7 separate regions of the Mus musculus genome follow, and regions 2, 3, 4, 5, 6 and 7 are each linked to region 1. Evidence: chromatin loops called from intact Hi-C (ENCODE). Cell type or tissue: left cerebral cortex. All regions are shown on one strand. Region 1 holds the start of Socs1 (suppressor of cytokine signaling 1). Region 2 overlaps Clec16a (C-type lectin domain family 16, member A). Region 3 overlaps Clec16a (C-type lectin domain family 16, member A). Region 4 has its middle 12 kb from the start of Rmi2. Region 5 overlaps Clec16a (C-type lectin domain family 16, member A). Region 6 overlaps Clec16a (C-type lectin domain family 16, member A). Region 7 overlaps Clec16a (C-type lectin domain family 16, member A).

The links. Peaks named below come from ENCODE experiments on the same cell type or tissue, not always from the same donor. Only the 100,000 strongest peaks of a DNase experiment are listed, where the experiment ranks them.
Region 2: a loop joins it to region 1, with 8 times the contacts of the local background. A loop is called at or near these places in 31 of 42 quality-filtered maps.
Region 3: it touches region 1 in a loop (5-fold over the local background); 15 of 42 quality-filtered maps call a loop at or near these places.
Region 4: a loop joins it to region 1, with 3 times the contacts of the local background. A loop is called at or near these places in 19 of 42 quality-filtered maps.
Region 5: it touches region 1 in a loop (4-fold over the local background); 31 of 42 quality-filtered maps call a loop at or near these places.
Region 6: a loop joins it to region 1, with 2.2 times the contacts of the local background. A loop is called at or near these places in 21 of 42 quality-filtered maps.
Region 7: a loop joins it to region 1, with 3 times the contacts of the local background. A loop is called at or near these places in 3 of 42 quality-filtered maps.

The regions. Positions count from the first base shown.
Region 1 is chr16:10,784,764-10,788,763 of GRCm38, forward strand. Socs1 (suppressor of cytokine signaling 1) reads right to left here and starts at 773. Exons shown (of 2, transcript NM_009896.2): 1 at 668-773; 2 at 1-158. The coding sequence starts at 108. It overlaps Tnp2 (transition protein 2), which reads right to left and starts at 3,892. Exons shown (of 2, transcript NM_013694.4): 1 at 3,502-3,892; 2 at 3,172-3,330. The coding sequence starts at 3,838. The coding sequence ends at 3,314. In left cerebral cortex, CTCF peaks have their summits at 437 (motif pointing left), 650, 1,777 (motif pointing left) and 3,067 (motif pointing left); DNase peaks (open chromatin) are centred at 402, 829, 1,315 and 1,755; H3K4me3 peaks cover 1,791 bases; H3K27ac peaks cover 1,749 bases.
Region 2 is chr16:10,564,116-10,568,115 of GRCm38, forward strand. The region is part of intron 3 of Clec16a (C-type lectin domain family 16, member A); the gene reads left to right. Among named protein-coding and RNA genes, the nearest start is that of Clec16a, 21 kb to the left of the region's middle. In left cerebral cortex, a CTCF peak has its summit at 1,568 (motif pointing right); DNase peaks (open chromatin) are centred at 1,584 and 2,477; H3K27ac peaks cover 590 bases.
Region 3 is chr16:10,637,758-10,641,757 of GRCm38, forward strand. It overlaps Clec16a (C-type lectin domain family 16, member A), which reads left to right. Exons shown (of 23, transcript NM_001204229.1): 17 at 1,030-1,158. Among named protein-coding and RNA genes, the nearest start is that of Gm52264, 19 kb to the right of the region's middle. In left cerebral cortex, a CTCF peak has its summit at 2,463 (motif pointing right); DNase peaks (open chromatin) are centred at 1,497 and 2,461.
Region 4 is chr16:10,844,919-10,848,918 of GRCm38, forward strand. No RefSeq gene overlaps it. Among named protein-coding and RNA genes, the nearest start is that of Rmi2, 12 kb to the left of the region's middle. In left cerebral cortex, a CTCF peak has its summit at 1,810 (motif pointing left); a DNase peak (open chromatin) is centred at 1,813.
Region 5 is chr16:10,569,954-10,573,953 of GRCm38, forward strand. Clec16a (C-type lectin domain family 16, member A) reads left to right here. Exons shown (of 23, transcript NM_001204229.1): 5 at 1,541-1,646; 6 at 3,347-3,470. Among named protein-coding and RNA genes, the nearest start is that of Clec16a, 27 kb to the left of the region's middle. In left cerebral cortex, CTCF peaks have their summits at 936 (motif pointing right) and 2,032 (motif pointing right); DNase peaks (open chromatin) are centred at 116, 948, 2,065 and 2,425.
Region 6 is chr16:10,664,011-10,668,010 of GRCm38, forward strand. The region is part of intron 18 of Clec16a (C-type lectin domain family 16, member A); the gene reads left to right. Among named protein-coding and RNA genes, the nearest start is that of Gm52264, 7.6 kb to the left of the region's middle. In left cerebral cortex, a CTCF peak has its summit at 1,780 (motif pointing right); a DNase peak (open chromatin) is centred at 1,643; H3K27ac peaks cover 927 bases.
Region 7 is chr16:10,625,730-10,629,729 of GRCm38, forward strand. It overlaps Clec16a (C-type lectin domain family 16, member A), which reads left to right. Exons shown (of 23, transcript NM_001204229.1): 13 at 1,650-1,772. Among named protein-coding and RNA genes, the nearest start is that of Gm52264, 31 kb to the right of the region's middle. In left cerebral cortex, a CTCF peak has its summit at 2,485 (motif pointing right); DNase peaks (open chromatin) are centred at 59, 682, 1,723, 2,276 and 1 more place; H3K27ac peaks cover 2,600 bases.

The DNA of each region.
Region 1 (4,000 bases):
GGCCGCTGGCGAGGACGAAGACGAGGACGAGGAGGGCTCTGACCGCCGTCGGGGCTCTGCTGCCGGGGAGATCGCATTGTCGGCTGCCACCTGGTTGCGTGCTACCATCCTACTCGAGGGGCCAGCTGGAGGGGTGGGCCATAGCGTCCGGGGCTGCGCTGATGGGGGAGACAGAGGCAGTGAGCCGGGCGTCCGGGTGGCACAGGCCGGCCAACAGACCCCAAGGAGCGAGAGCGGCACGCAGAATCCGCCCGGAGCTTGAGCCTCGGTGGGCTCATCTGCGAAGTAGGCCGTTCCTGTATGCGGAACCCTTCCAGACTGGCGGTGGAGCCCTGCCTCCCCGCGCGCGTGGAGAAGGGGGCGTGGAGAGGGGCCCGACTCCCGGCCGTCCCCGCTGGTGGCTAGTCGCCTCGCGGCTGCCGCCTACTGGCCACGCCGGGGACTGGAACCCGGGCGGAGGATCAGGGCTCAGGGCCGGAGAGGAGGGGCTGACGGCGCCCCGCTCGAGCGAGGGGCCTCCTGGGGGAGCCGGGGCGGGGGTGGGGGGGCGCCAGAGGCGTGGCATCCTCGACCCTGCCATACAGTCTGCGAGGTTAGTCCTGCCGGGCTCTGCTCCCATCACCTCCCATCCCCTCCCGCCTGCTCCCTCGCAGCTGCCTTGGCTCACCTGGCGGCAGGACGCGGGGAGCCGCGGCTGGGGGCTCCGGGGCGGCTGTCGCGCATGCTCCGGGGCTGGGAGCCGTGCCGCTGCCACGGCCGCAGTTCTCTCTGCTGCTGCCCGCCCCTGCATCAGGCTCTTAAACCAGGCAGGCCCCGCCCACAGGTCCAGCCCACCCCCGCTTTCGGTTTCTCTTTCCGGCAAGTCTTTCGGGTTCTCTCTAGACTCCTGAGGCTCTCCCTGGAGACGGTTCCTCTAACTTGGTTTCGCCTCGCACCTTCCCACATTGGGACCTCTGGGGTTCCGGCTCCAACCGGAATCTTGTGTTCCGTGCCTGGGGTGCTTAGGACTTGGTGCCCGCTCTTTTGCTCTACCTTCGCCCCAAATCGCAGCCCGCCGTGTGGGATGCTAGCGCGGGGCTGACACGCCTCCTCCCCTCCGGGTGTCTGCATTCTTCTGGTTAGGGCTCCGCCTCGCCTGGACCCTGTGCTCCCCAAGCAGCTCCTCCCTGCCAGGGTCCTTCCTGCCCAGGACCCGAAGGCCTTGGCAATCTCGACCCTTCTTGGAACCCGGCTAGCTAGTCCTAGAGACCTGTGGGGCCGCCGCCCTCCTCCAGAGCCGCGTGCGGGCCCCTCCCGTTGGCCATTCGGCCTGGCCTTGGCTTGGGCTTCCCAGGAAGCGGTGGCCTGACCGCAGAGGCTTCAAAGGAAGCCTAAGGCGGTGCGGGAGGGGCGCCCCCGCTCCCGGCCTAGTTCCTCGGAAACCGGGCGGGGTTGGGCTGGGTTCCCAGGGGCCTGGACTCACTCTCTGCACTCTTACTACGTGGGCAGCCGGAGAAACTGAGGCCCCGGGCGGGGCTGTGATTCCAAAAAAAGCTGTAATCCCCAAACTTTTGGTCAAGACTCCAGCAAGCATCTGCCTGTACAAGGGGCCCCGAGCACACCTTGGCTTAGGATCCAGGCAGTCAGACCTATCATTAGGACACTGTGTGGTTTCGTGATTCAGTTTGTCCTGAAAGGCCAGGAGTGGGTGCCTGGCTGACGATGTTTATGAATGAAGGCGGATGAGGTTCGCGTGCAGGCTTCCCTGTGCTCACAGTGACGCACACTGCCCTCTACAGGTTTCTCTGTTAGCTGTCAGGCGGCTCCTCTGAAGCTCTGAGGCCAAGTCCTGGTCTCCCCAGACAGAGCACAGAGCGCCATATTTCATCCTAAGCACAACCAAACTTATCTTGTGGTGCTTGAATTTGTGTGGCTGTGGTTGTGGTGCAGCCATGGTCAGTCTAACCCTTGGTGGGCGATAAAGGCTGGGTTTGTAGCACTGCCTCCCTCTAGCGCGTCTCAGCCTAGACTGGCCTTCAGGTCTTTCTGGTCTGGCAAGCATCACGGATGCTTGTTTGCAGTGCTGGGGACTAAACACAGGGCCTTGTACCAGCCTATTTTAGTAGTACTGGGGTTGGTGAACTCCATCCCCAAACTGTGCTTCCAGCCCAGGCAAAGTGAGGAAAACCTCTTGGGGTACAGTATCCCCTTGGGACTTGGCAGGCTTATTGGTGCTGAGGTGGGTGACAAGGCTGGGCTGGCTCCTGCAGGCCTGCCTCCCTGCCAAGCTCTTGGCAGACCTTTTCAGAAGAACCCTATAAATAGAGGACTCCAGGCCTCCACCTCTGCCTGCTCTCAGGAAATCTCCCCTCCTCCTCAGTCAGAGGGTGTGTCCTCTCGCCCTGCCCCTGGCTAGCCCTCTCCCATCCATCACATTCCAGTGATGCAGTCTTTAGTATATATGCCAGGGATCTGATTGCCTTCCTTCCATCTAAAGTACAGGGCAAGTCAAGCTGTCTTTGGACAACTTGGTTTCAGTTTCTAAAAGTTGTGAAAAAGAAACATGCTGAGCTGTATAGCTGCTTCCTGACCCACCCCCAGGGGTCCAGAGAGCCCAGTACCCACTGTACAGTGGCTGCCATTGTAGGGTCCTGCAGGCTTGGATGCAAAACGTGGTTCCATAGCCTAGCCTGCAAGCCACCTTTTTCCAGCATTCACAGTGTCCTGCTGGGAAGTACTGCCCACTGCCCCTGTGTGATTTTGAAAGTGTCAACGCAGATGGGAGAGGGAGGGACTGGGAGATTGTGCGGTGAGGTAGATAGCCTGTCCCACTTCTGGGAAAGCTCTGGGAAGTTCAGTTCCCTGAACTTGGTCCGTTAGCCAAGCAATGTTGCCTTGCTGTCATGTCTGCTGTGTACACTTGCGTGCAAGCATCCCTTGTGGATAGGAATGCTTTATTTAAAAAAATTAAAACTGCTGACTCAGGCTGGAGAGATGGCCGGGCGGTTAAAAGCACTGACGGCTCTACCAGAGGTCCTGAGTTCAATTCCTAGCAACCACATGGTGGCTCACAGCCATCTGTAATGGAATCTGATGCCCTCTCCTGGTGTGTCTGGAGACAGCGACAGTGTACACATACATTTTTTTTTTGTTTTTGTTTTTTTTTTTTTTAAAAAGCTGCTGACTCAAGACTAGTCTTCCAGGGTACAAGCTTTAATCCATGTTGCATAGAAATTGCTGCAGTGACATGTTCCTGTGACATCATCCCAACAGTCCCCTAGTGATGGCTATCTCATTTTGGGATCAAATGGACACAGGAACATCCTGGAGTGCGTCACTTGTATCTTCGCCCTAAAAGACAGGAATGGAAAAAGGACCTTTAATACCTGTCTGCTCCCCCTCCACTCCCCCCAGTCCATTCCACTCCATCTGGAAAGCAATTGAGTGCGTGTTGCTCAGGTAAGCCATGACCGCCTGGGCAGCCTTGCAGTGTTCCCTTGTCCCCGCTTGCCCTGCAGGTACCTGAGCTACGCCTCTTAGCTCTGTGAGTCCGTTTCCGCCTCCTGACGGCCTTTCTCTTGCTCACTTTCCCTTCAAAGGTCTTCCTGTTCTTGGGGCAGCTCCCGCGGTGGCTGGGTCTTGCAGGTGAGTGTCGAGAGTGCACGGATGGCTTGGGGTGCTTCATGGGCGGGCCAGGGCTGGGGCTGGAGCTAGAGCCCGCGTGGCCTGCCTGGCTGCAGCTCCGGCAGTGGTGGCTGCAGGTGCACTGATTGCACTGGTTACTGGTGTGACTTTGAGGCCGCGAGGAGCTGTGGGGGTGGGGATGAGTGGTGGGAAGGCTCTGCATCTTGGTGTCCATGGGAGGCCACACTCGGGGCAGAGACTTCCTCCTCCTCCTCCTCCCAGCAGGCCCGGCTTTGGGGAGTCCCCACAGCCCCTAGTTATATAGCTGGGCCGATTATGATGGCATAGGCCACAGAGGGTGACAGGTATGACAAAGCCCTGCCTCTCATCTTCACCC
Region 2 (4,000 bases), 220 kb before region 1:
ACGTGGCAGTGGAAGAGATGTGAGTGTGTGCACACGGCCACACTGCAGAGTGCACGTGGCAGTGGAAGAGATGTGAGTGTGTGCGCACGGCCACACTGCAGAGTGCACGTGACAGTGGAAGAGATGTGAGTGTGTGCGCACGGCCACACTGCAGAGTGCACGTGACAGTGGAAGAGATGTGAGTGTGTGCGCACGGCCACACTGCAGAGTGCACGTGGCAGTGGAAGAGATGTGAGTGTGTGCGCACGGCCACACTGCAGAGTGCACGTGACAGTGGAAGAGATGTGAGTGTGTGCGCACGGCCACACTGCAGAGTGCACGTGACAGTGGAAGAGATGTGAGTGTGTGCGCACGGCCACACTGCAGAGTGCACGTGGCAGTGGAAGAGATGTGAGTGTGTGCACACGGCCACACTGCAGAGTGCACGTGACAGTGGAAGAGAGGTAACCGTTCTCCTTTTGTCGGTGGAGTTCGGCATTGGTGGCAAGAGCCTTTACTTTCTGAGCTCTCTTGTCAGCTTGCAGGAACTTGCTCTTAAGGTAACTAACTCGTCAAGGGCCAGGAGAGGAGAAATTCACAGTGAGAAAGATATTAACCCACTCATGACAGCTTCACTCCATCACCTAAATACCACTCATAAGCCTTACTTCCTAACGTGGCCTCATTTCAGGAATAGAGGTTAGGACTCATGAAACCTGGGGCCACATTAGACCTTAGCTACCTTCTCACAGTACCTGGCCCCGCCTGTGAGAGAATGAAGTCAGAGAGCTCAACCTCTGGTCTCTCTGACTCCATGGGGCACTAATTCTGTCAGGGGTGGAGCCTGACCCTGCAAACTCATTTAATCGTAATTACCCTGTCATCACATGTAGTCACACTGGAAACGACATGTGCAGCTTTTGACTATGTTGAGGGTAGTTCAGTGTGGTAGGGTTCCATGAAGGACTCCTGCTGATTGACTTGCCATCCCCTCAGCATGGTTCAATTTCAAAGATCTAATGACTGAGGAGTACATAGGCCAGCACTTCTAAGAGCAATGGAGAAGGCAGAGAGGTCTTAGGGGTGCCTCTGCTTCAGTTTTGTTGCCCAGCAAGCAAGAATTTAACTCAGTTCAACCCTCAGCCCCATTTATTCTTCTGAGAGGCAGGGGCTACGGAGGCTCTTGTTATAACTCCAAGAAAGTTTGAGTCATGGACCCAAAGTAACCAGTACAGCACATTCAGAGTAGAGGAGAGATTTTAGCACAGGAGAATACACTCAGTGGTCCTCAGTGTGGTGCTGGCATTTTCTGGAGCTGCTCTTAGTTGTCATAGTCCATCCGAGTAGAGGGAGGCTGCAATCCCCAGGGCAGACCTTCAGCAGAGCATTACCAGACCCTTATCTATGCTGGGACTGAGCCAGCCTAATTTCATTCTGTGCTAGTTACTTACTCCAAATGCAGCACAGTGCAGGTCCTGCTCTTGAAAGCAAGAGAAAAAACGGTGGAGCGCCCAGAGCAAAGGCAGGTACTGACTTCTTGGGGCAAATCAAGTTGCTGGGTGGTGGTGACCTTAGCAGTGGCCACTAGGTGGTGCTGTAGCCACAGAGCCCTCCTCCTCCTCCCCCTGACCACAGATGGTGCTAATTCACATCTCCCTGTGTGGTTTCCCTTGTTATCAGCTTCTGTTTCGCTGGATCTGGAATAAGTGTGGTTTCTGAGCTCAGAGGGGAAGATCCAGCTCTGAGGTGCAGGCTCAGGAATGTTCTGAGGCCATTGGGACAATTCCAAAGTCTTGACCTTTAATATGGGGTCTTTGGAGTTTTATCTTGGTGACCCTTTTGAAATCCATTTAGGGCTAGGATTAACAGTACGTCCTTTGAAAGTTTTAGCTTCTTGGTGAAGTACCTTGAAGATCTGATGTAAATCCTTTGAGGTGGCCTCTGCTGTGCAGCTGACATGTACATCACCTTTCAGAACTTCCTGTCTGAGGATTTCAGACCTCTAGGTCGGAGCCATTAGCTGTCATCACGGGTCACCAATCTGTAATGGAGAACTTAGCTGCCTCACAGGGCTCTTGTGACCTTTATTCCAGTCTCCCCACTTCTCCAGACATGGCTCCTGATGACCCTCTCTGCCCTCTGCATTGGTGCTATTTCAGATTCGATACAAAAGTGATCCGACATGTGCATGGCTCTAAAAGGAAGTGGGAGCAGTGTGGGAGCTGCCTGCAAAGCCCAGCAGACACACACCTTTGGCTTTCAGGACAGTTTATTAAAAGTAGCTTTTGAGGCAGTGTTCTCTTTGTAGTGTAGTTTGGCCTCAAACTCTCAGTCTTCCTGCCTCAGCTTCCAAAGTGCTGGGATTAAAGGCATGGGCCACAACACCCAGCTCTGCTTCAGTCTCTGAGTGCCACCATCACAGTATATGTATGCCATATGCCCTGCTGCTTTTATTTTTACTTTTTAGTTTTAGTGGGGGAGTCATTGTAAAACAGCATAACATAGTCACAGAAGTGCAGTCAGGTGCCTGTAGCCTCCCACCCTGCACCCAGCCATGCAGGCCGTCCTACTCACTCTGCTGTTCCTGCATGTGACTCGCCCTGATCTATATTGTTATTAAATGAACCTGACTGTGGGCATCTAGGTGCTTTCCAGGTTCTCACTATTACGCTATTACAGGGAGGCATTGCACAGATGCTACTGTTGCCTCTTTGTTTGGTGACCTAAGTAACAGAGGCCCAAGAGACTGAGATTACTTACTGACTCCCAGGTTTATTATAACAGAATACCACAGAATGTCAGCCACAGTGAGGGGGTAGTAGAAAAATCCCAGCCACACAGTGGGCCCCTTTACTGATCCCTAACCCCCCACAGAACCTTGTAGAGGACTTAAAAAAGCCCCTGTGAGGAGCAGATGAACCTTGTGGCTGTCTCAGGTGTAGAATGTAGCCAGACTTTCTTCACACACCTTAAGCTGCTAGCTTTTGTGCCATTTGTGGCCCAGAAGCAACTGGCCTATAAATACAGAACTTACTGAGATGTCCTAATTTCCTCCTCCTGTTCCCATTGCCAGATCACAAGTGTTCCAGTTGTCAGAAGCACCTAAGTATTATGTTACATGGTAAATCACAGGTGGATAAGTAAGTTGGGGACAGTTTTAACAGCAAAGAGGGGGAGGTAGTGTGGCTATGACAACATTCAGACGCAGTGATGAGAGAGACCAGACACTGACAGCCTCATCCTGTTTCTATGACAACACTCAGATGCAGTGATGAGTGCGAGGCCAGACACTGATACCCTCATCCTGTCTGGCTCCTCTGTGTAAGGTTCACAAGCAGGTGCACAAGTCTATAGAGATGGGGTTGGAGTGGTTCCCTGCCTTGAGAGAAGATGCTGACAGGGCAGGGGTATGAACAAGCTTCCGAAGGAACTGCAGATACACCGGGCCTTAACTGAGTGGGGCCTGCACAGCATACATCTGTATCTATGTCCCATAAGCAGACACCTGAGGCTCACATGCTTGAGTGTTAAATGTGTGTGTGCAGGAGCTTGAGGTTCTATACAGTGCCATTTCCACATATAGCAAGCTTACCTGGAGCACTTGTGACCATGACTTACTTAACAATGTATTCAAGATTTTTAGGGCCCCACCCACTCTCCTGGCCTCTCTTGGAGCTGGCCCCAAGAGCTGCCTCAGGTATCAGAGACACGAGGGCAGTCTGGCTGCATTATCTTTCACCATGATGATCTCTAGGGTTGGTTTAGCTGATCTTGCTGGCTAGGTTCGTTCACTATCTTGGGTGTATTCCTTCATAAGGTATATGCTCTGTTGACATTGCCAACCTCCCCGACAGAGGTCAGAGGTGTGAGTAGTGCTGTTCCCCTTAGAACCAGGTTAGTGTTGGGTAGTTAGGACCTGAGGTGGTTAACCTGATGCTAGACACATGGTGGGGATAAAGGGACTCTTATGAGATTGTCAGTAGATAGAGATTAGAGACACATGCAGCCCTTTCTGGCATTC
Region 3 (4,000 bases), 150 kb before region 1:
TTCAACGTCTCCTCTATCTAGTGCGGAGTCCCCTCCCAGAGTGCTCCTCCATGGTGCCCCTTTCAGCTTGGAAATGTTAACTCTACAGGTTGTTTATGATTTGAAAAAGTTGGGGCTCCCAAGCCCCTGAAGTGTTTGCCTTTATTGCTTCCTAACTGTGTGCCCTTGGGCGGGTTACTTTTAATCTGAGTCTGGCTGTTTGTCATCTCTGCAGTGGAGACCTCTGAGTTGAAATACCCAGCAGCTGGCCTCACACAGGACCCATAAGCCAAAAGTGTGTCCTCTCCCTCATCCCACCCCACAGGAAGTGTGTCCCCTCCCCTCATCCCACCCCACAGGAAGTGTGTTCCCTCATCCCACCCTACAGGAAGCTTCCTGGGGTTTGCTTCTTTTACTCCAGTGTTTATGCGTTCTGCTGGACAATGCTTGCCATTCTCCAGAAACACTAAGGCAACACACCTGCAACTACAGTCAGTCCTCAGCTGCCCCTAGAACACTGGCTTCTGAGCTAGCGTGAGTGAGTGCCACTCAAGCTGCTCACACATTCTTTAGTGACTCAGGTTTATTACCAAAGGGATGACAGACCCTGAGACTCACTGTTATCCCCACCCCCATGGAGAGAATGGGAGGAATCCCATGGAGGAGGTCCTGGCACTGTAGGAGCAATGGAACCAATCTGTATTGTAAGAAGGCCCTGCTGTGAAACCAGTGCCAAGAACAGCCTGGAGTGGGAACATGGCTCTGCCACCCTGCTCTGGGATACAGGGATTTTGAAAAAGGGACTCAGGCCTCTGGAAAACAGTGTTAAACATGTCCCACAAAGGAAGGCAGCCAGTCAGCACTAGGCGGTCATGGGGCCCTCTGACTTAAATGAAGGGAAAAGTACACACACACAACTTGGAGAATGAAAAGAGCCTGCCACTCATCTGGCACACGAGAAATATAGGCCCCGTCTAACCCAGAGCTGGCTCATTTGTGGCCCAAGTACAGGAGGGCCTTTGCTGAGGCTTCCTGTGCTGTCTCTCCTAGATAAAGCCCATGAATGTGGAGTATCTCATGATGGATGCTTCCATCCTCCTGCCCCCAACGGGCACTCCACTGACTGGCATTGACTTTGTGAAGCGGCTGCCATGTGGTGATGTGGAGAAGACGAGGCGGGTGAGTAAGTGCTTTCTGGCCTCTCCTAGGCCATAGGGAAAGGGTCTTTAGATCAGTTGAAGCCTACCACCAATAGGTGTCTAGTCACCTGGAAAGAATAGCCTCACGCATGCACCTACTACCATACATGGCTTTCTTTCCAAAGCCTGGTGCCCTTGGAAATTGGAGATTGAGATTCTGTGGCAACTGGCACCTCTGTGGGCTGCTGTCAGACTACCTGCGCCAGGGCAGAGTGCAGCCAAAACCCTGGATGGAGGCCAAGCCAATCTTCTTTGAAGCAAGGGAACCCAGAGCCTAGAACAGCCAGTGTGGGAGGTGGATGTGAGCCCTAGGCACACTGGCAAGCTGTCCGATAGTGAGAGGATGGTGCTGGCTGCGCAGGAGAGCGTGCGTACAGAGCCCTGTTCTTAGAACAGCAGAGGTGATCCCCTTATCAGCACTTTGTTCTGAGGCGGCCGCTCTAGGAAGCAGCCTCGCTCAGGCTCTTCACAGTATTTTATCTCCTGCGTAAGATCTCGGTTTCTTTCTTAGAAAGCAGCACTGCCTTTTCCTGGAAAATCATTCCCTGGAGACATGACTGGGAGTGGATAATTTAGAGGCACTCATGATCGCTCCCAGGCTCACTACATCGTCCTTGGTCTGCTTGTGGCTTGGGGGTCTCACTTTAGGATTTCAGAAAGCAAGTGACATAAAGTTGTGTGTGCCTCAGACAAGAACCTCTGTGACCTCCTCCGCCCTGCTGGCACTTTTAACCATGTGCTCAGGGGCTACAGAGGAAGTGGAGACTTTGTATCTTCAAGCAACACACATTCCCAGCCCCCTGAGCAAACCACAGACTCCTGCAAGTTGTCCTCTGACCTCCATGTGTGCACACAACACAAATACTTTTTTTAAGTGTAAGATCAAAATACCAAAAGTGCCCCTGACTCCTGCCAGCCCATAAGGGACATCCATGTTGAAATCAAAGTCATCACAGTTTGGGGTTCCAAGCAGAACTTGAATTTGAGTTATCCCCACTCAGGTAGGGGCAGTTGGAAGGAGTGGCTGAGAAAGAACATGAGTTCCTTAGTCAGGCCTACAGAGGTTATAGCTGTGTGATCTTGGAAGCATTGTTTAAGTCCCTGAGCCTAAAGTTCCTCCTGTGCCCCCTCAGCTTTTGCCCACAGTAGCTGGCAGGATGGCTGTGAAGTTTCTGGCCGACAGTAAACACTGAAAGTGTGTTGGTGGGAAAGGAGTGCAATGCACCAGTGTCTTAAGATGAGCGAGAGGTTCCACTCAAGGACTCGCTAAGCTTAGTGCAGAGGAGAGCCAGCAGGGGGCGCGGGCAAATGGTAAAGTCTGAACTGAAGTATCAGCTATCTGGGAAGCCACTGCCCAAGGGTCCCTGTGCTAGGGTGTTGTGTTTGGTACTAGGGATGAGGCCAGAGCATGCACATGCCAGCACATGCTCACCCTCCTCTCAGTTTTGATTGAGACAGTGTCTTACTAAGTAGCCCAGATTGGCTTCTACCTCAGCCTCCCAGATATCTGGAATTACAGATTTGTGTCCCCACATTCTGATCCCATGTTCCCTGTGGGCACAGCAGGTTTTTATGTTTGTCACTATTGACCTTGAGGAAATGGGGTGGCTGTGTGTTACACATTAAAGAAAACTCAGTCAGAGCTCAGCATTTTTAAAGGAAGGACATTTTTCTTCCATATTTCAACACTTAGAGACATTTGCTTCTCCTCCCATCTTTGTCTACAAACTCAGCCCCTTATGATGGCACAGGAATTTTTGCCATGGTGTCACCTGCATCTTCCTTTGTTCATTGTATTATGAGGTTTCCTGTTGTAAGCGTGGTTTTCGCAGCTCTGGACAAGCTTCCCAGTTCTTACATGCTACCAGTGACATCACCCCAGCCTACAGGGGAGGGGCTTTCCTCTCTTTCTCTCTCTCTCTTTCTTTCTTTCTTTCTTTCTTTCTTTCTTTCTTTCTTTCTTTCTTTCTTTCTTTCTTTCTTTCTTTTGGAGACAAGGTCTCATGTAACCCAGGCTAGTCTTAAACTCACTATACAGCCACGGTTAACTTTGAATTCCTGATCCTCCTTCCACTACAGCTCAAGGGCGGAGAACATAGCCTGTGCCACCACGCCTGTCTGATGGTTTTCTAAGTGATTTTTTAGGGCTGCATAAAGGTTGTCAGGAGTTCTCTGCCACAGCTCCCATGGGTTTTCCCATTGGTCAGAGTTTAGGGCACCTCCATGTAATTCACTCTTTTCAGCTGAGCCATGAGAGCTACTTCATGAACACAGTGTTTTCTTTCTCTTGAATCATTTCTTTAGGACATGTTCTCAGAAGCAGGATTTCTGGTTCAAAGGGTATGGATTTTTTTTTCATCTCTAACGTCACCACCTAGCTTTCTCTCTGGGCCAGGCCCACATCCAGCTGCTTCAACCCTGTTTTCAGGATGACTTACTTTCACAGCTGTTTCCATAGCCTTGTGGGCTTCTAACCTGAATGACTGTCACCTAAATACAACAGCTTGCAAATATGGCAAGGAAGCTGACAGAAGTGACCTGAGCACTTGGTCCAGGGCCACCTGTGCCATGAAAAACCCTCACTCACCATGTACTCCTCCCCAGAGCTGAGCAGATACTAGGAACTCCTGCTCTCACTCAGCCAGGTGGAGCTGAGATTCATCAGCCTCCAGACCTTCTCTTCCAAAGCCGCTGTATGAGCTGGGTTTCTACATGCTGAATGTGACTGGGGATGGCTTCCAGACTCGGAGAAGCTAAGAAATGGAAGTTTCTTCATATTAGACCTCGGTCAACTGTCTTCCCTTTTGAAATTTGGTCTCCTG
Region 4 (4,000 bases), 60 kb after region 1:
TGTTTTTGTTTTTGTTTTGTTCTTTTGTTTTTCAAGACAGGGTTTCTCTGTATAGCCCTGGTGGCTGTCCTGGAACTCACTTTATAGACCAGGCTGGCCTTGAACTCAGAAATCAGCCTGCCTCTGCCTCCCGAGTGCTGGGATTAAAGGCATGCACCACAGGAGACACTGTCTTAAGACAAAACAAAACAAAACAAAACAAACAAAAACAGGTTTGAGGACAGCCAAGGCTACACATAGAAACCCTGTCTCGAAAAACTGAAAAGTAAAAAACAGGATGGGGGAGAAGGAGTGGATATGCCTTTAGTCACAGTTAGCCACAATGACCTACATCAAGCAAATAGCTTTGAGCCTGTGTCTGAAGACACCGTTCAGGGGCTCCCACCTTGTCACACTGTGGGCTAGTTCTGGTTCCACCATCCCCTGCCTGACCTGGGGTTTGAAGGTCAGCCTTCAAGGTGGAGACTTCGAGGTGGTTCTTCCTTCAAAGGATGCTGCTGGTAGGCTCTTGGGAAATGGAGTTTGCCACCCCTCCTTCTGAGTGGGGAGGTCTCAAGGTTGTTTTAGAATCCTTGCTTGGCATCTCTGTCCTCCGGGGACTCACATCACACACACACACACACACACACACACACACACACACACACACACACACACACACACACACAGAGTAAGCTGTAGGAGTTTCAGGTTGAAGACAGAAGCCACAGAGTAAAGGCACAGTGCTCAGGAGCCTTGGCATTTGAGGGCTTTAAAGCTTCTATTTAGTTAGCTAGTTGTGTGTGTGTGTGTGTGTGTGTGTGTGTGTGTGTGTGTGTAGGTGGACATTTGCTGTGGCATGGGTGTATAAATCAGAGGATAAATTGTGGGTGTTGATTTTTGATTTCTACCGGGTGGGATGCAAGGTTCAAACTCAGGTCTTTGGGCTCGGTGCTAAGTGCCTTTATCCTCAGAGCCATCTTGTTGGCCTGGGTTTGAGTTTTTATTGTTATTGTGATTTTAGTTTGTTTGTATTTTGTTACTTTTTAAGATTTATGTGTGTGTGTGTGCCCCGTGCATAAGCATGAGGTACTGTGTGAAGGTAGAGGACTGCTTTCGGTAAACCATTCTCCCCACTGTGGGTCCAGAGAACTGAGTGTACTGCATTTGACCCCTACAGCAAGTGTTTTTACCCACTGAGCCCATTTGTGAGGCAGTTTCTCATAGCTCATGTCGTCCTGATGACCTTGGCAATCCTCCTGAACCCTGGATCACAGCTGTGCTCTTCTGCCTGGTTCTTACGTGCTGGAGATTAACCCAGAGCTTTATGCATGGTGGGCAGACACCCCGCCAACTGAGCTGTGTCTCCAGAGCAGGTTTTTTGTTTTTCCCTTGTTTCTCCTTTTCAGACAGGGTCTCACTACGTAGTCCAAGCTGGCCTTGATTCTCTTCCCTCAGCTCCTGAGGTATGTACTACTGTGCCAGCATTTTGGGTCCCTTGCAGGTGCTGGCATGAAGGCAGGAAAGTACTCTTCAGAGAGGAAAGATCTGGACGTATAAAAGGGCCATGGCAAAGAGTAAGTGCTAGTGTGCCTGGACAGTGACTTCCTCGATAAAGACACCAGCACAATTGCATACTTGGTTTGCGCTGAGCATCCTTTGCCTAAGAGGTGTGTCTGCTCGCCTTGCATTGCCCCAGCAGGCCACAGGGGCAAGTCGTGAGCTAGTAGGTGCCTGGTGGTGTTAGGGACAGTGTTCTTCAGAGCCAGCACCTTAATTCTTCCCTGTTGGCTCCTTGGGACTGCTCTAGAGTGGAGTATAGCACCCCCTGCTGCTTGGCCTGGGTCTGGTCTGAGCCCTAGGGAATGGGATGAGAGCCAGAGATCACAGAATGAAAAGCCACAAAATGAAGCAAAGGAACAAATAGGGCCACAAGAAATTTCACAGCCAACCACCCTGGGAGTTCTGCCCATTGTGGCCAGACAGGTGGGGGCAGAGTGGGGGAAGTTTGGACACCAGATGGGTTTCAATGGACTTGACATTCAACTCTAGTCCCTTTTATTAAGTGACTCACCTTGGGTGAGTCTCTTCATCTTTCTGAGCTCTTTAGGCTTTTTAGGCTGTTTAGGTCACTATGTAGAAGCTTAACTGAAACTCCTGAAGTAGCCCAGGTTATCCTCCAACTTGCAAAGATTGTCCTGCCTCTGCCTCTCAACTGCACCACCATGCCCAACTCTTATTGTTTTTATGAGCTATTATAATTACTATGATTGTTGTTGTTGTTGAGACTTCTCACAATTGTAGCCCTGGCTGGCCTGGAACTCACAGAAATCTGCCTGTCTCTGCTTCTAGCATGCTGGCATTAAAGGCATGCACCACTATGTCTAGTTATAAGCATTTAGAAGTATTTAGCACTTGGGCCTGAACCCAGGGTCATCCCAGGCAAGCACTCAGTCTCTGAGCCATCCCCAGCCCCTCTGCACCGTTTGCTTTCAGATAAGGTCGTACTAACTTCCCTGGGCAGCTGAGTATCTGGGATTGAATCTGAGTCACTAAGCTCTTTATAAGCAACTTCAAATTATTGTGGTTGTCCTCGTTATCATCGGGGACATGATATATATATATCATGAGGACAGGTTGCCAGTGCTTATAGGCAAGCTTACTGACCTGAGTTCATTTCAGGGAACCTACAGAAAGATGGGGGGGGGGAGCTATCCCTGAAAGCTGTCCTCTGACCTCCATATAAGTCAATGGCATGTGTATGCCCTTATATCCACATATAATAATAAATAAAATACAAGTTCAAATGGACAGACTTAGCATTATTATTATGTGCTGGGGATGAAACCTAGGGCTTCCTATATGTAGATGAATGCCCTACCTCGGAACCACATCTCAGCCCTCTGGGCTTATGTCTGACCTCTGTAGAGAAGAATGCCTGGGGTCAGAAAGAGTAAACGACTCTCTACTCTGCTGCTAAGGGAATCCAAGCAGTAGGTGACTTGTTGTTTTGTTTCATTTTGAAACAGGGTTTCTCTGTGTAGCCCTGGCTGTCCTGGAACTCAATCTGTTGACCAGGCTGCCCTCAAACTCAGAGATCGTCCTGCCTCTGCCTCCTGAGTACCCAGATTAAAGGTGTGTGCCACCACACCTGAGTGTGGCCTTTGTCATGAAGCCCCAGTGCCTGCTGGGCCCTGGGTCTGGAGACAATGGGAGGAAGATCCTTGGTTGCTGCACAGCTTGCCTTATCTCTGCTGTATGCATGCAGGCTCAGCTCATCGCAAGAATCACTTCTGAGGCTAAGGAATGTGGCTCAGTTAGTAGAGTACTTGCCTAGTGTGCGTGACGCCCAGGGTTCATTTCCCAGCATTGCATTAAACTGATCATAGTGGTACACACCTGCAGTCTCAGCGCTCAGGAGGTGGAGACAGGGGGATCAGAAGTTCAGGTCACCTTCTGCTCAGTGACTTAGATAGAGGCCAGCCTAGGCTTATAGAAGTCTTTTATTGTTTAAGTTGGAAAAAGTCCATTTTGCAACTAAGATAGTGTTCACAGGTTCTGGTTAGGGTGTCATCACAGGAGAAGAGGGCCATTCTGGCCCCTGGCTGCACAATTATCTCATAGCAAGGTTCCTGAATGCCTCCTCCCACTGTAGCATTAACCCACCTCCCCAGAGGTCATCTAGCTCAACTGAACAAGCAGGGATGTGGTGTGGACAAAGATCAGCCTAAGAAACAGAGGCCCTGTGCTGGGAAATTCAAAGCTACAAACACCTGCTCCTCCCTTCTGGCCAAATTGGGTGAGGAAAGGAAGGGCTTTGAAATCTCATTATTGACTGCACTTACCTACTTCATGCATATGTACATGCAGAGCTAGGAAGGGGGGCAGGAGGACCAGAAGTTTCAGGTCATTCTTGGCTACATTGCAAATTAGAGTTCAGCCTGGAATATATGAGACTATCTCAAAAAGAACAATGTTAGGGAATAGCAGAGTTGGTGATTGCTGTTTGGCTGGAATATTC
Region 5 (4,000 bases), 210 kb before region 1:
CGTGGGAGACCACAGCTCCTGTTCAGGGGCCTCTTCCCAGGGCTGACCAGCATCCTTCCAGCCAACTTCCCTAGAGTGAGTCACCCAGCAGACCACGGTAAGCAGTGATGCCATCCATGCCAGCCTCGTGCCACTCACACTCACTCACTCACATACACTTACTCCTAGCATACTCTTTGGTCACACAGGCATGATCTGCCTCTGTGGGCGGATCCAGCATGAGTGTGACACAGGTGGTGAACATGTTTGGGGACTGCCTTGGAAGCTAGATGTCATACAGCCAGCTGCATGTCATTTGTGTGGCAGATATCACCTGAGTGGTTGTCCCACATGCTCAAAGCCTGTTTTTGAAGTCAGACCACAATCCCAAACTTTCTGAGTTTGGGCAAAAACCATCAACTCTTGTTGTATGGCAACAGTGAACCTTGATTTTCATGATTCATTAGTCTCTCAGAAGAAAATGCTAGCCAAGGGCCAAAAACATGAATGCACTTGAGAAAATAACATGATAGACTCCTGTCCCTGCCACATAGTAGGTGCTTGATAAACATGTCCAGGGAACAGCTTTCACCCAAAGGCTCTCCCATGTGGAAGAAAACCCAGACCAGAGTGAGGGACAGAGTATTTTTTGCTCAGGTGCCTTCTGAGTCGTAGTGGGAGGGCAGAAGTCATGGGTCTGGAAGAGCTGGACATCCCAGAAGCCTTGAGGATTTTTTGGTTTTTGTCTGTGTTTGTCTGAGCCAGATTAGTAGTTTCCACTTTTTAGATTCATACTTGATTGCTGGTCCTCAAAATGGAATTGCCCTTATAATTGCCCTGTTGTTATTTTGTGTATCCTGCTCCATTCCAGGAAGGGCTAGCTTAGAGGATCTCTGTCTACCATCCCCTCTCCTGAGCCACTCACACAGACTGGGTCCCTGAACGATATAGGAACATTGGCCACAGGAGGACAGCAAAGTACACTGCCAGGGCATTTTTGCTCCATCCTCTCAGGCTAAGGCAGTGTGAGTCTTGTTCTGAACCATTTAATTGTTTCTCTTTGTCCCCTTTTAACAGCAGAAGACTCCTAAGACCCTCTGCCTCCCTGATAATGCTACACTTTTAGTATTTCCAAATGGAGAATGGTATAACAGCCAAGACATGCTTGAACCTACTCCAACTTGGTCTTTAATCAACCAGGTCTGACGTAAATAACTAGCACTATTCTCCATGCACTGTAGATGCCAAGGACTAGGCAGAGCACTGGACCAGAAATGACCTCATTTCGTCCCAGAGGCCAGAGAGTGTGTGCTAGTACCCCAGTTTTATAGGTGAAGAAGTGGACTCAGAAATACCTCCTCATACAGCTGAACATGTAGGCCAGGTCAGACATTCTGTGTACATTTTCTCTTCCCTGGCTTCCTCACCTCCCATCATGGTGACATCTGGTGTGTTTTACTTTGGTTTTGTTCTGTTTTATCACAGTCTGACACATTTCAGAAAGCTTTGGGAGCAGGTCTGTCTTTGGATTTGTAACTTTTGGAACCATTTTTTGTTTTAGCACACCAATGACTTTGCCCTGTACACAGAAGCCATCAAGTTCTTCAATCATCCCGAAAGCATGGTTCGAATTGCCGTGAGAACCATCACTTTGAATGTCTACAAAGGTAAGTTTCCTCGTGCACTTGGGCTTCAGGTCGTAAGCCAAGTGCTGGCTCCCAAGCTCACAAACACAGTTCCAAGTTACTGGAGACCTTGCCTAGTATGAGCAGTGGCTGCTTGTCTGACAGAGATTTGCAGGCATATCACTGTTCCTTGTGGAAATCTTTGAGCTGTATACTCTAGCATTGTTCCCTGCTGCTGCCCCACCTTAGTCTATCCCAAGAAGTCTTTGAGGGGTTGGAGTGGCCATAAGCTAATTAGATAAAGCAAAACTGTCTTGAAAATTTTAGCTTTAAATTTTTGTGTTTTGGCTTATAAAATACGCTGTTACAGTTATTTGTTTTATAGTTTATCTTTAAATATGCATGAGAGCATTTCACATCACAAGCAGCAGGAGGCAGTATTGTATTCCCAGCCAGCCACCAAGGCCAGTATTAACAACAGTCCTTCCTTTCTCTCAGATGTATGTAATGCTCCATCCTGTGTCCAGTGGAGAGTCTTTCCACAAGGCCTGCCGGTGCTGGCACACAGGCTGCCTGCCTGCCTGCAAGGTTTTGGAGCTGGAACTGGCCCTCTTAAGACAATTCCTAAAGGCTAATTAATTTCCTTGTGGAAACCACAGTGAAGCTGGGCCTCTAGTTTCTTGGCCATTCAAGGGCTTTGACTTTCATGAGTCAAGGTGGTATTACTTGAGATGCAATACCAGTTGAGGGCCAGGGAAGGTCACCTTAAATTTAATTTAAGAGCTTTTTCTCAGAGCCTAATTTGGTCCAGCCAGAGATTGCAAAATGAGAGCCTGTAGACACAAACCATCCCTCAGACACATTTCAGTTGGCTCAGATGGAAAAAAAAATATACAGAACATCCAGGAATACCTTGTCTCTAAAAAGAAAGTGTGCGTGTGTGTTTGCTTTAAAATATAAAAATTTGGAGTTTTTACACTGTGCATTTCTGACTTGAAGATGTGCATTTGGGTATTCAGGGCCCACACTCCCATGGGGAATTAAGTGGTCAAAGGCTGAGAAGCAATCGTTGCTAGGGCTCCAACCCCCTAATTTGCTCTCCCAGCCTTCAGACTTGGTTCGCTGTGCAGCCATTGACCTGGCAGACTTCTGAGTTTGCAGCCTTGGCCATGCATAGTTGGTTCCACTGTCCTATGCTCTGTTTTCTCTTGCTCTCTTCTAACTGTGTCTTTTGGTTTAGATGCCTCCTGACTAGGCTTTGTCCTTCTGGGCCGCTGTCTCACCTTCCCAGTTCCTAACCCTGTTAACTGTTGTCTGTTTTTGCCTTTCCTCCAATGCCGATTCCTGTTCCTTATTCCAGTGTCATGTAAGTTATTAACCTCTGGTTTTCCTCTTTCTGAGCTTGCCTTACAAGTAAATGCAGGAGAGTTGGTTTGAGAGTGCTGCGTTCTCAGTTTAGTCAGGCCTTGCCCTTGCTGATGTACAGGCTCTCCAGTGCACTGAGTGTCCCTCCCTCAGTTATAACAGTAATGACTAAGTGTGTTAGTTGAGAGAAGAGCACCAGCACAGCTTTGTGTGATAACTAAGATAAATATTTCCAAGTATTTTCAGGAAAGACAGAGTCTCAGATGGTAGCAAGGTTTTTCATGGTGATTTTTGGTTTGTTTGGGTGTTTTGTTTTGTTAAACTGTCCTTGAATTATTTTGGTGGCTTACTATCTCTTCTTTTGTGCGTCCTCTTAGTGGATAACCAGGCCATGCTGCACTACATCAGAGACAAAACCGCTGTCCCGTACTTCTCCAATTTGGTCTGGTTCATTGGGAGCCATGTGATCGAACTTGACAACTGTGTGCAGACAGATGAGGAGTAAGTAGTGTTCCAGCCGTCTCATTGGAGAACAGGGTGCTGAGGATGTGTGTTTCCACCAAGCAAAAGTAGAGAGGAGAGCAGCACTTGTGTCTACGCAGGCAGTCAGGACTCCAGGCTGCAGAAGGCTCTGCTTCCCTGTTTGGGGTGGTGGGAAGTTGGAATTTTCCCATGTGCCTCCGTATGGGCACTGGAGCAACACTGCCTCTAGCTGGGGCTGTGAGGCTGCTGATCAGAAAATGAGGGTGTGTGAATCACCAAAATGTAGTGCATGGGTGACTTGTTAAAGCCCTTGCCTCACAAACCTAAGGACCTGAGTTCTATCCCTGGAAACGACATGGAAGTGCAGGGTCCAGTGATTGAAAAGGCAAGTCTCTGGAGCTTTTCGGCCAGCTAGTTTACTTGGTAAGTTCCAGACCAGTGAGATACTCTGTCTTTCACAAAAGACAGCACACACAAGCACCACACACAAACACATGCACATATACTGTACCCTCTTTCCACACAGAACACAAAATGGCCAAAATGGG
Region 6 (4,000 bases), 120 kb before region 1:
AGTCTGTCCTCTACACCCTCTTCTCAAAGAGTAGAAATGATCCCGATCAATACCCACTGACAGTGGCTGGACAGCTGGCTCACTCCACCTCAGCCCTGTATTTACACTAGGATAGAAGCCCATCCTGGTGCTGGGAATTGGAACGCTCTTCCACGCCTTCTCTTTGCTGTATACATGTTTGCCTAGCAAATAATAGCTGAACATACTTCCTTTGTAAAAGACTAAAACCACGCATAGTCTGCTAAAAGGTGAATGTCATCTTCCTCTCCTGCCCAGTGCCTCACCCAGGCTAGCCTGGGGCATGCGGCTCTTGATTCCCCGCCCTTGTATCTGCACACACTCACACCTGTCTTCCCACAGAGCCTGGCCTGCTTGTATCACGGTTGTCACCCCAGCCCTGACATGGGCCTTGCTCTTATTTGCTACTCAGTAAATATTGACCTACTGAATGGCTGCCATTTTTACACAACTAGGACTGTATTCATCGTGTTCTGCAATTTAGTTTTGGCACTTTGAAGTGGGGCTTTCCTGTGTCAGGAACATGGGTGGAGCTTATTGTACTTGACTGCATTCAGTGGAAGTGCCCAGTGTATGATGTCCATTGTGCAAGTACCATGAGCACGGGCATTGTACTGCATCTGGTTACTCAGTGTCTCAGAGGACCTGGAGCGTGAGTGTGAGCCCTGTCGGCAGCTGTATTCCAGCCTGGTGCTTTACTGGAAGGGACTTACCACTGTGCAATTGCTGGGCTGAGTTAGAGCTAGTAGGGACCTTAATGATAGCTCATATCTTGAAAAACTGGCCATCTTTGCCACCTGTGTGACAGAAAAACAGCTTCCATCCAAGAGTCCTCAACTTGAAGCCCTTGTCAAGGGTCAGGAGGTGGCCCAGAGAAGGCTCCTAGCTCAGAGAATGGAGTTGGTTAGAAGGCCAAGACGACTGTCAGGGAGCAGGATTCAGCCTGCCAGGCCCCCCCTCCAAGCCAGTCGGCCCATCAGAGAGGTGCCAGGGAAGACTTCCTGCAGCTGGAATTTCTGCATCCATCACTCCTGTGTCCAGGCCACACAGCTGCAGTCACTCAGATTCCGGCCATCCTTCACACTCAGAATTGCTGTTTAGACATTCCCAGCCCTCCACTCTGTCGGTGTTTATTTTAAAATCATCCAGAAACATGCTTGCAATGTTAGTTAGCTCTGTCAAACTCTCCATTGCATCAGGCAGTAGTACGTCATGTGCATGGGCCCAGGTCCTCAGAAGACTCACTTGAGGAGGACCTGCCTCAGAGGAATGCGCTTCAGAAGCCCTTTGAAAGTCATGGCTGAGGGAAAGCAGTTTGCTGTGTTTGTGGGTTCTCTGAATCAGCTCAGGGGCCACTCAGAGAAGGGATGACAGGCAAGCAAACCACAGTCTTCTGTGACAAATGTCCTCAGGCAGCAAAATGTGATGTTGACAGGCACGGGTACTGCTGCGGAGCCCAGGCTCCACCATGGACCATTCATTGCTACACGTCTTCCAGTAATCCCTCTCCCCAGCCCCCAGAGCAACTGCAGCCCTGGTGCAGTGCGCTTTTAAAGCACCCCACCTCCTCTCTCTGTAAAGCCCTGAGGCAAGCAGTTTTCCCCTCTGTTTATATCTACCACACACACACTGTGAGCTGCTTCTATTAAAAGCAGTCAGAGATTGATAACGGGTGTTAAGAAGGATGTCACTTATTTCACAGGGTGAAAGGGAAGTTGCTGTGGCTTTCAGTAAAAGCTCACAGACCTAGGCCGTGGCAGCATGCTAACCACTGGGGGGCAGTGGAGCTGTGTGCCCCCAGCAGCTTCCTTCCCTGGCACTCCTTGAGTCTTAGGACTCCTCACCTTAGAGGACAGGGAAGGGCACCAAGAAGGAGGCAGATGGAAAGGTAGGGATGAGGGTTCTCTCTATAATGTGACCACCAGCTCAGGGATATGAGGACACATCCTCAGCCTGACCTTGGGGTCCCTTCATTGGAAAATGGGAAAGCTTCATGCACTATACGCCTGAGGCACAGCAGGCCTCTGAGAGGTGTTGCCAGCTGAGACTGGATGGAGGTCTGAGTTCTCCTTCTGAATCACCCCACTTTTCTTCACAGGCCAGGGGTGCTCACTAACTGAGCTGAGCAGAGGTCTCCGATACCATAGGGCTGGTGGGGTGACTTCATCACCCCCCAGCTACCATAGGTTTATTTCGGCATGGGCTTCCCTACCAGCTGGCACTCCCTCTCTGTTTGGGCCTAACGGTCAGGAGCCCTCCATATCCAGGAACTATCAGCTCTTCGAAAAGCATATTCATCTCATCCCCTGGCGAGCAAGGTTCCCAAGGTTTTCCTAAAAGTCATTTTGGAAATGCAGATTTGAGCACAGTTGACTTCAGTTCCTGGCACTTCAACCCTTCCTTCACACCTCTCTGGTTCTTGGCATCATGGTGAGAGCAGAAGTATGGAGCTGGAGTCCGTTAGAGTCTGAGTACCAAGGCTTTGTGTGACCCTGGGTGTCTCTCTGAAACTGTGAGCCTCAGTTGCTACATGTACAAAACAAAATGCTTGTAGAAACTAAACGGTCCATAATATAACCCTGGGTGCATGGCAGCTGTTATGCTAACTGCTGCATCATGGAGTCCTTAGCAGGGGAAGAGTCAGGATATCGGAAGTTCCCCACCTTGCCCTGTCCGGCACAGAGGTCCCTATGAACCATCTTCAATTGGGCCTTCCCTTCGGTCCCATCCTTGAGTTCCCTGCTGAGCATCAGTCTCCTCTTCCTCTTCATCCCTTCACAGCCTTTGCTAGCCCAGATTAGACCTGCTCATTACAGCAGTGAGGAGAAGAGAACAAAGGGGAACACAGGGTAGAAACCAGGAGTAGGGAGACGCCCCACTTCAGCTGAACCAAGTTACACAGGCACACCTGTCTGCTGCCGTCCTGTCAGCTGCTCAGGGGGACAATTCACACAGCGGTGCCTGCCACCAGCAGCCTAAGGAGTTCTGCTCAGGCAAACCAAACCCTTGACTATGCCACAAAAAGGACCTGCAGCAGAGTTATTAAGACAGGGAGAAGGCATACTTAAATGCTGTGGGGGAAGGGAGTTTGACATCCAAGGCACAGGCACAGGCCTTTTGAAAGTCATACTTGGATGTATTTACAATGGACACAAAAGGACATGGCTTTTTAGGTTACATTGTTCCAAGGGTGTAATTTACAACACTGTTTCAAGGAAAAAAACCTGGAAAGTAGACCTTTAAAACCATGTAAAGATCGCATATAAGCCAGTCATTTGTCTTAGTGTAAAGATCCCTCTGGAAGTGAGATGTGTGAGGGGTGAGGACAGTGAACAGAGTTAAACTCAAGGCCACAAGCAGCCTGCCCTAAGTGAGCAAGCTAGGTTTCACTAATGTCCTCCTAGCAGTGTCTTTAGGAAGACAGACACCAACTCTGTAGGCTTTTGAACGGACGCCTTCCCCTTCCCAGGTCCCCTGAATTTCCTATCTTCCTCTACAGCCTCACAGTGAGCCTGGCTAACACATTCTGGCAGGCTAGAGGGCATGCCTGACTAGTAACAGTGCTTTGGGTTTGGTTCTGTTATCATTGTCTAGTTAGTTAGTTAGTTAGTTAGTTAGTTAGTACATAATAGCACTATGTGCCCAGGCTGGCCTCCAATTCTGTATCTTTTTGATAAGTGATGGATGCACAGGTCTGTGTGGCCATGCCTGATTTGCATATGTACCAGTGTTTTTCTCCCCTGCTTCCTTTTTGGAAGTGAACAATGACAAAGTCCTTTCTGTCATATCTAAATGTCTTTTGAAAAAAATCAGTACTTCTGCACCAGGCAGGACACATATCTACACAAACAGCAAAAAGAACATGGCAGGATAGAGTGGAGACCCTCTGAAGGCAAAAATCCCCATGCCTCCAGCTGCTCCAGAAAGGCCATTGCCACAGCCAAGCCAGGTGATGGGTAAGAGAAGCAGTGGCTTGTGGGAC
Region 7 (4,000 bases), 160 kb before region 1:
ATAGCACCAGCATGTGCACAGTTTCTCTGGGAACCCAGCAGTGCCACCTCCACTGTCTTACCAAGATTCTAGATGAAACACCACCTGGTACTCAAGGGTTCTGAGAAGCGCCACCTCCCTAACTGGGATAACAGGAAAAGCTAAGCTTCAGGCATAAACAGTCCACAGGGGTCTCTGTACTTGGGTCAAGCACTGTGTTTATTTCTGCAAGTATTTCTCAAGCACCACATCAGAGGAAAGGATGGGAGTTCACAGTGTCTTGCCCCGGGCCCCAATCATTGTGGCAGCACTGGCAGGTCTTCCTGCCATCTCAGCTCCTGGCACCTCTTCAGGAAAAATATTATCATGGCCTCTGATTACAGACTTGCCCATTCCCTTTCCTTATCCACCCTCCATCCCACCCTTTCTTTTGTCTCTTATTACATACTATTTCTTTCCCTGGGGTGGGGGGTATTCCTTTGTATCTTGGTGATAGATATGCTTTATTGGTTTCACTTTTTGTCCACCTGCCTAGGCTAAAGGTTTGAGTCATCCTCTCTTTGTTGATCTACTCCTCAGGAGGAGGGCTGGCATCTGCCCCACTCAGCTCAGAGCCTGCCGCTATCATAGTGTGTTGGGCATCCCACTTAGCTCTTTGCTTTCATCAGTGAGAGCTTAAGGCTATGATTGTTGGGGCCTCATACATCTCAGCTCTGTTCCTTGGTCTGTGTCTGCATGGAGAAGAAAGGGCTGTCCTTACATGCACAGACTTGGCAGAGAATGGCAGTGAGTTGCTTTGGTGAAAGCTGCTTCTTTTCTACTTCTGCCTCATCTGTCAGAGGTGCCACCATTGGCTCCAGGGCCATTCTCTTCACTGCTAAGTGCCCGACAGCCCTTGTTTCTAATAGAGACACAGTAGGCCTTGAGCCACAGTGAGTTCAGTCAACAGTCATTGGCTAGAATGTGAGAACACTGTCCTATATGGCTTTCATAGTTACTGTTAGTTTTCACACCAGGTTGATGTCCTATTTACAAATAGCAATAGCAAATAAATGTTTTGTATAATAGTGTGTTTGTGTGTGTGTGTGTGTGTGTGTGTGTGTGTGTGTGTTTATTCATGTGGGTTTAGAGGTGTGTTGCGTGTATGTGTGTATTCGTATGGGCTTAGGGTGTGTGTGTACATGTGTGTATTCATGTGGGTTTATTAGGTATGTGTGCATGTGCATGTGTTTGGAGGCTAGAGGCAAACCTTGGGTGTTCCAGGTACCATCCCCCCTGCTTTTTGTGACAAAGTCTCTCACTGGCCTAGAGCTCACTGATTTGGGCTAAGCTGTCTGGCCAGTGAGCCAGGATCTTCTTAGTGCTAGAATTACAGCATGTACCACATACTGTCCATGGCATCTGAGGATTGAACTCAGCCCTCATACTTGTGCAGCAAGCATTTACCAACAGAGGCATCTCCCCACCATTGGAACATGTATGTTGTGATATATCTATGCACGCTCAGTGTACACAGAACCCAGACAGAAGCTAAACCAAGGCAGTGGCCATGCCAGATGTCACTGAAAAGTAACATGGTGGCAGTGGCTGCAGACCCCATCTTCAAAGAACTTTTATCTTCCCACTGAGCAGCTTTACCAAGGACCATTTTTCTTCTTTCTCCATTTCAGGCATGGATCCTGAAAAACTAAAACGAATTCAGCTCCCAGTGCCAAGTGAAGCTGAGAAAACCACCTACAACCATCTGCTGGCCGAGAGGCTCATCAGGATCATGAACAATGCTGCTCAGCCAGGTACTCCTGTCTTGGGGTATGCGAGGGAACAGATTCCTAGCCAGGCACAGAAGCTGTAGGTCCCAGATCTGCTCTTTTTGAGAAGCTGGAAAACTCTCAGCTTTTCCTTTCCCCTAGGCACCAACATCTGCCTTCTGTTGCGGGCAGGACTCGGTCTCTGGAGCTGTGTGCACCCTCAGGTGCAATCACACCTCTCTTCTCCCTCTTGACCAGCCTTTCTTTTCTTTCATCGTGGCTGGGACCCTCCTTTACTCGGGAGTCTGAGGCCATATTGTGGGGATGAACTAGGCTGGGAATCTGGGTGAATCAACAGGTTTGAAGGTCAGGTGAGGATACACTCTTTTTTTTTTTTTTTTTTTTTTTGAGGAAACATTCTTGTGCCCATTGTCTCCAGTGGTTTGGCCCAGCACCCATCTGTAGCCAGCCACTGAGGTGATGATAGCAGTGGGATGAAGCTGTGGGCCTAGGCTTTCCCAGCTGCAGTAAGGACTATTTTTACTCCAGGAGATATGTGACTATGACTAGAGACACTTTGAACAGAATGACTAATAATGTTCCTGGTCTAGTGCTAAGCACCTCAAGTTGCCCAGGACCTCTACAGGTTAGAGTTATCTGGCTTGGAATGTCAACGGTTGCATAGTAGCATTGAGGGAACTGTGTGGTCAGTGGTCAAGGATAGGGTCAGCTCTGGCTAGAACTTGTGAAGGCAGGAACTTGATGGCCAGCAGAGGGAGTGGAACTGCTCTGGAGAGGCACATAACCTCCAAGTGGAGAGGGAGAGGAGGTCTGGAGTGGATAGATTGGCCTGCAGGAATGAGCAGAGACCAATTTTCCCTGGGCTTTTATCATGCTAAACAGAACCTGCTTTGCACGTTTATAGCTTTGGCATTTGTAAGCACAAAATTTTCTCCTCTGTTTCAACCTTGGAACATTAGCGAATCAGCGGGCTGTTGTCTTGGGTGTGTCCCTGCTTGGGCCTCAGTATCTTAGAACTCAGGGACAAAGCCCAAAGACTCTCTGTTCCCTCATTCTCCTACTACACTTCCACCTTTCCTTAGAAATAAAATGCAAAGGGCTGGAGAGATGGCACAGTGGTTAAGAGCACTGACTGTTCTTCCAGAAGTCCTGAGTTCAATTCCTAGCAACCATATCGTGGCTCACAACCATCTGTAATGGGATCTGATGCCCTCTTCTGGTGTGTCTGAAGACAGTTATAGTATACTCGCATACATAAAATAAATAATAAAAAAGGAAGGAAGGAAGGAAGGAAGAAAGAAAGGAAGGAAGGACAAATAAGACAAATAAGACAGTTTGCTTAATAGTAGTTGGCCTTAGGTTAAGCAATAAGTATCTTCCCTAGGAGAAAGGAGATGGCTTCCAGTAGCAAGCAGTTACCTTTCCAATGCAGAAAGTAGCAGAGACCCAAAAGCATTATTAAGCCAGCGCCCACCCCACCCCCACTGCCCTAACAGATTTCATAAGTCAGCCATTGTGTTTGTGTTTGCTTATCAGTTTCTGCTTATATAGTTTAAGCTAGTCTGGATTGGCTTTCTGTTAACTGTGACCAAATTGTGATAAGCTTCGTGCTGTACTAGCCAGCACCCAGGCCTGGAGCCAGGTGCTGTGTAAAGTCCCAGGAAGAAATCTCTACAGACACCCAGTGTGGTCAGCCCCGTGGGAAGGAGAGTTTGGAGCCCCTTTCTGGACACCTTCCAAAGACTGGTGATGTCAGCAAGGGTGGGGTGGCTAGTGCTGGCTGTCAGGCCCGCTCATTCAGGCCCCAGAGTTGTTCCTGGACTTCTGCCATACTGTAGAACTGAGCCTCACTGGTTCTGCTGGGCCCCTTTGCTGTTGTTTCCTGATCAGGAACAAGGGTGGGAACACCTAGTACTCAGAAGTATAGGTGCTGAATGAAAAATGAAATAAGAGGAGGGTCTGACGACTCCTGAGAGTGCAGACGAGTCCTGTAGAGATAAGGGAGATAACTGAGAAGTAGGCAGAGGGAAGAGACCAGGCTGGGCATGGCCAGCAGACTGAAGTGGACCATGAGAGTAGAGAGCAAGCGAGGTAGTCTGGCCAAGAGACTAGTGTATGGCTGAGGTATATAGGCTGGGAAAAGGGAAATGGAACCCAGCCCCTGAGAGGGAAAAGTTTAGGGTAGTGGGTTGTATAAGAAGTGCTGAGTTTCAGATTTAGCAGGTGAGAGGGCCCAATTCTAAGTCACATGA